2 separate regions of the Homo sapiens genome follow, and region 2 is linked to region 1. The links are chromatin loops, found by intact Hi-C in ENCODE. Cell type or tissue: endothelial cell of umbilical vein. All regions are shown on one strand.

The links. A loop is a pair of places that touch in the nucleus more often than their neighbours do. Peaks named below come from ENCODE experiments on the same cell type or tissue, not always from the same donor. Only the 100,000 strongest peaks of a DNase experiment are listed, where the experiment ranks them.
Region 2: a loop joins it to region 1, with 23 times the contacts of the local background. A loop is called at or near these places in 3 of 110 quality-filtered maps.

What each region holds. Positions count from the first base shown.
Region 1 is chr12:96,052,854-96,055,353 of GRCh38, forward strand. It overlaps LOC124902990 (a long non-coding RNA gene), which reads left to right. Exons shown (of 2, transcript XR_007063413.1): 2 at 491-700. Among named protein-coding and RNA genes, the nearest start is that of TRD-GTC2-8, 18 kb to the left of the region's middle. In endothelial cell of umbilical vein, no CTCF peak of the experiment used is centred here; a DNase peak (open chromatin) is centred at 1,498; H3K27ac peaks cover 2,144 bases.
Region 2 is chr12:96,984,303-96,986,802 of GRCh38, forward strand. No RefSeq gene overlaps it. Among named protein-coding and RNA genes, the nearest start is that of NEDD1, 78 kb to the left of the region's middle. RefSeq lists a silencer at 1,248-1,467. In endothelial cell of umbilical vein, a CTCF peak has its summit at 1,356 (motif pointing left); no DNase peak of the experiment used is centred here; H3K4me3 peaks cover 681 bases; H3K27me3 peaks cover 353 bases.

The sequences.
Region 1 (2,500 bases):
TAAGGCTGCAATATATGAAACATGATCATAGAACTTGTAATTATCTGAGGATCCAGAAAAATCACGAGCCTGCACAAGGTTTATCCAGAGGCAGAGGAAATACCAGTTCACTGAGAAAAATTAAAGGGACAGTAGAAGAATAAAATATAGTTGTTTATAATTGTATGTTACAAATTATGTTTGTGAAGCCAGTTACATAAATAATCTTAAAGATTTAATAGTTTCTGCCTGCATCCAAATAATTGCCATGTGCCTATGTCCATACGCCTATGTCCATACTACTTTGGAAACCTCTAATGAATGAATGTGTAAAGTTTGGATGGGTATTTGAGAGGGAAAATACTTCTTATGAGGTTGACAGTTATAAGCAAAGTTAGGAACAAAAAGCAAATTCAGAAAAAAACTCATCTTTTGTTATGGTCTAAATGTTTGTGTCACCCCCAAAATTTATATGTTGAAATCCTAACCCCCAAGTTGATGGTATTGGCAGATGGGGCCTTTGGTGAATGGAATTTGTGCTCTTACAAAAGGGACTTCAGAGAGCTTGTATGCCCTTCCACCATGTGAAGACACAGGAAGAAGGCACCATCTATGAACCAGAAAATGGGCCCTCACCAGACATCACATCTGCTGGCATCTTTATCAAGGACTTCTCAGCCTCCAAAATTGTGAGAAATAAATTTCTGTTGTGCATAAGCTACCCAGTCTATGGTATTTTGTTATAGCAGCCTGAATGGACTAAGACACACTTATTGAACCCCCACGTGTTTTTCTGAAGAATGAATGCCTCACATTTTACACAAGATGTCTGTGTGCACTGGGGCCGTCTAGTCTACCCTGGCCTGGTGATCAGGGCAGGGAATCACTGAAGTTTCCCATTCTCTAAAAGTGGAGGAAATGGCAGCCATGGGGAAGCTGCCTTCTGCTAACACAATTGAGCCGTGAAAACAATATACAACTATTTTTGTTATATTCCAGTGGTCACACAGAGCAACCCCAATACAATAGGAGGGCACACCACAAAGCCATGAGTACCAGGAGGGGTGATCACTGGGAGACTCCTTGGAAGCTGGCTGCCACTGTGAGGCATTATCTCTGTTTCACAGAGGAGAAACAGAAGCTCCAATAAATAATTGCTCAAGTCAACTCAACTTGGAACAGGCAGGTCTGGGGTTCAAACCCAGACAATGAGACCCCAGAACACATCCTTTTAGAACACTGCCCTATACCCTGGCCTCACCACAGGCCTTTTTTTCTAACTTCCTCTCTTCCCCTCACCGCGCAAAACATTGCAAATGAGATTTTTCCTTTTTCTTAGACCATTTCAAAAGTCATTGTTACTTAAGGGTGGAGGTTGGAAGATTTCCAAAGAATAAAATATACAGAGAATATCTAACCAAAGTTCCTAACACATACACAATTCAGAAAATGTAACTCACAGACAAGGGATAACAAGACCATTGACCCAATTTCAGAGCTTGACGTTTACAAAATGAACACAAGGCAGTGTGGGTTGTATGCGCGTTCTGTTCAGTTTCTCTCCTTTGGGGTTGTTTGGGTCAGCCTGTTGTCTCATGAGACTGGGTGGGCTAAATTGAGCAACATTTTGCTATAATAAGTCTGCAAGATTAGACCTTAGGCAACAAAAGCCGGAAGGAGAAACTACATTTCCTATAAAATGTGGAACTGTGGGATAACAGTGTAACAACACTATGACTACAAACAGGGAAATTTATATATGAGAAGGAACTGGATTGTATGTTACCTATATAAATGATCATGAGAAAGTCATGTTGTTCTTTTGTTGTGATCTTTTAAACCAAATTTATAGTGCATTGAACCAAGTAATTGTAGGCCATTATTTTAAAGTAGGTTGTAGCACAGCATGAATTAATAATCACACCAATTTTATTTTACTTCATTGGATTTATTTAGCAATTGTTTTTAGCACTTCCTATATCCCAGGCCCTCTTCTACGCACTTTAAATGTATTAACACATTTCAATTAATCCTGGCAACAGCCTGAGAGGTAGGTACTATTACTATTCCCATTTTACAGATGGTGAACTGAAGCATGGTGCAATTAAGTAAGCAGCCAAGATTCAACCGGAATTCAAACCAAGCAATCAGGCTCCACAACCTGCCTTTTTAATCTGGCTCTCTGCCTTGTGCAAAAAGATGGTGAGTTAGTCCGTTCTCGCACTGCTATAAAGAAATATCTGCTGGGCGCGGTGGCTCACGCCTGTAATCCCAACACTTTGGGAGGCCGAGGCGGGTGGATCATGAGGTCAGGAATTCAAGGCCAGCCTGGCCAAGATGGTGAAACCCGTCTCTACTAAAAATACAAAAATTAGCCAGGTGTAGTGGCAGGCATCTGTAATCCTACCTACTTGGGAGGCTGAGGCAGAGAATTGCTTGAACCCGGGAGGCAGAGGTGGCAGTGAGCCGAGATTGCGCCACTGCACTCCAGCCTGGGTGACAGAGCAAGACTCCATCTCAA
Region 2 (2,500 bases), 930 kb after region 1:
ATGCAGCTAGCCAACACCTTTAGTGCAGCTTCGTGACACCTTGCAAGAAGAACCTGGTGCCCAGATACCTGATCCACAAACACTGTGTGATAGTTAATATGTGGTATTTTAAACTGAATTTGTGGTAATTTGCTACATAGCAATGGAAGACGAATACGTCTTTATAAAATTTATTTTAAAGAAGAAATCAGTCTCAGCTGGGCTAGATAGAAAAAGGAGACAGACTCTGTCTTTCTTCAGACGCGGTTTGAGAAGTTAATACCTTAAAACACTTAATAGTGAGTTGAAAGGAACATTCCCATTTGTCCAGGGTCTGTTTTTACAAAGATACGACTCCCTTCAGTAGTTTAAGTTGTCATCTCTGATCAGTTCCTTTGAGGGAGAATTCCAAGGGAAAGCTTTTTGGTTTCCTGAAACCATTGGAAACCCGTAAACATACCTAAAAAGTGGGAAGGGGGAAGCTAACACCGAGAATGTCATTGAAAGCTTTTAATGAGGAAGATCTGTGCTGGAGATTGGCCCCTGAGCAGGTCCGCATCTCTCTTAGCTGAAAGACGTTTCATTTTTCTTGGGAAAGTGGCCAGTCTTTCAAAGATGCAAGGCCCCTTCCAGAAGGAAAGTTACCTTGAAGGTTCCACTCCAGCCCCAGTGCTATTTGCTTTATAGGTGGCAAGGTTTTGTCCCTTCCATTACTTCCACCCTCCTCTAGGGATTCAAGGTACGCGCTTATTCAACCACATCATTCATTCATCAAACTCTCATTGAGCTATTAACGTAAAGCAGGCTGTGCTCAGCTCTAGGGGACCAGGAATGAACTAAACCCCTGTATTGCAGAAGGAGGAAGCACTTGATGTCGACACTAGCACGTCATAATAATTAATAAGCACCAACATTTTCCGAGGGCTGAGCGTGTCCTAGGAGGTGGGCTAAGAGGACCCACATGCCAAGCCCTGTTTATGCTACCCCAGGTGAATCCCATTCAAATGTACTTTCCAAAAGGGCAGAAGCTGGGTCTAATTTGATTGCTAAGGGACCCCTTGTGTCTCCACTATGCTTGGGACACGGTGAAGACCTCAAAGTGTATTTCTTGCCAATGAATGAATGAATGAATATACGATCATAACTGATAACTGTGGCTTAGATATTAGTGTTATGACCATTTCCTTTGATGAGGAACCTGAGGCTTCAGACCAGTTAAATAATTCATCCTCGATAGCCAAAACCCAGATTCTCTCCCCCATCAGACCACACTGCCATCTCCCTGGCTCTACCGGGCACCCCACCTGGAACCTAAGCCCACAGCAGCGCGGGCTGCGGGCGGCGAGGCTCGCCGCGGGCGCCCTCTGTCGGCGCTCGGTTGGAGGCGCAGCGGCCCCGCGAGCAGACGCGCAGGTGAGCGGACCCGCGCTGGGGTGCGGGGCAGGTGCGCGGCCCTGGGGGACAAGGAGGGGGAGAGGGGCGAGGGCTAACCACGTCGGCCCCAAACTAGCTGCCTGTCTTTAAATGTTTGCTTTCATATTTGGAAGTGCTGAGCGGGCACTTCAGTGCGACCTGGATATCACCTGTGGGTTTCAGGGCAGTCATCCTTGAGACCTCTTGTTCCTCGGGAGACCTCTTGGCCTCTTTAAGGAGCCAGGGGTCGGCGGCGCACTTAGGGGAGAAGGAGCAGGAGAACTTGAGTTAAGAATTGCCCCCCGGATTGGAACCAGAGGTAGCGGGAAGCCAGCAAGGGCGAGGCTCTTTCTAGGAACTCTAGGTCCACCGCTTGCCTTTGGGGAAGAGGGAGGAAGGGGCCTTGGGGCGTGAAGTTGCCTTTGGGACATCAGCCAGAGCCTGCGACGCAAGCGCGGCCCAAATGACTGGGAAGCCGGAACCTTCGCTCCTTCGTTCCGAACCTTCTTTGTTCCAGTCCCGCCTGGCAGCGCAGGCCGTGCACTCCCCGCGCTTCCGGGAACCTGTTTGCTTAAGATAATCGCATCCCACTGATATTTGGGTTATTCTCCTTCATGCCGAAGTAATTAGACTCTCCACCGGTGTGGCACCCTTACTTAATTCTTCTAATTTCTTTAAAAACACAACATTCGCCCACATCCAAGGCAAAATTTACAATCAAGAAGATCCCTTCTTTCTTTAAAAGTGGCGGCTTTGTTCTGCTTTTAACATCAAGTAAAATCTACTTTGGGGAAGGTTTTTCGCTCCCCCCACCCGCATAATTATTTCTATTATTTATCTTTTATTTGGCCTATTGAAATTCTGAGCACACAAAGCCAACTTTATTAATTTCTCTCTCTAAAATTCCATCAAGAAATATTTATCTTTTACTCTTCCCATTGGAATAATATATTCCCTAGATGGTGAAATATAGCTCCATTTATTAGGAATCAGGTATAAAAAAACAGATAGAAAAAGCAGAGGTGGTGAATTATTCTAAAAAGATAGGACAAAAAAAATCAGTTGCCTCTGAGAGTTGGGGGAAGTGGGATGGGAAGAGGCTAGGCCA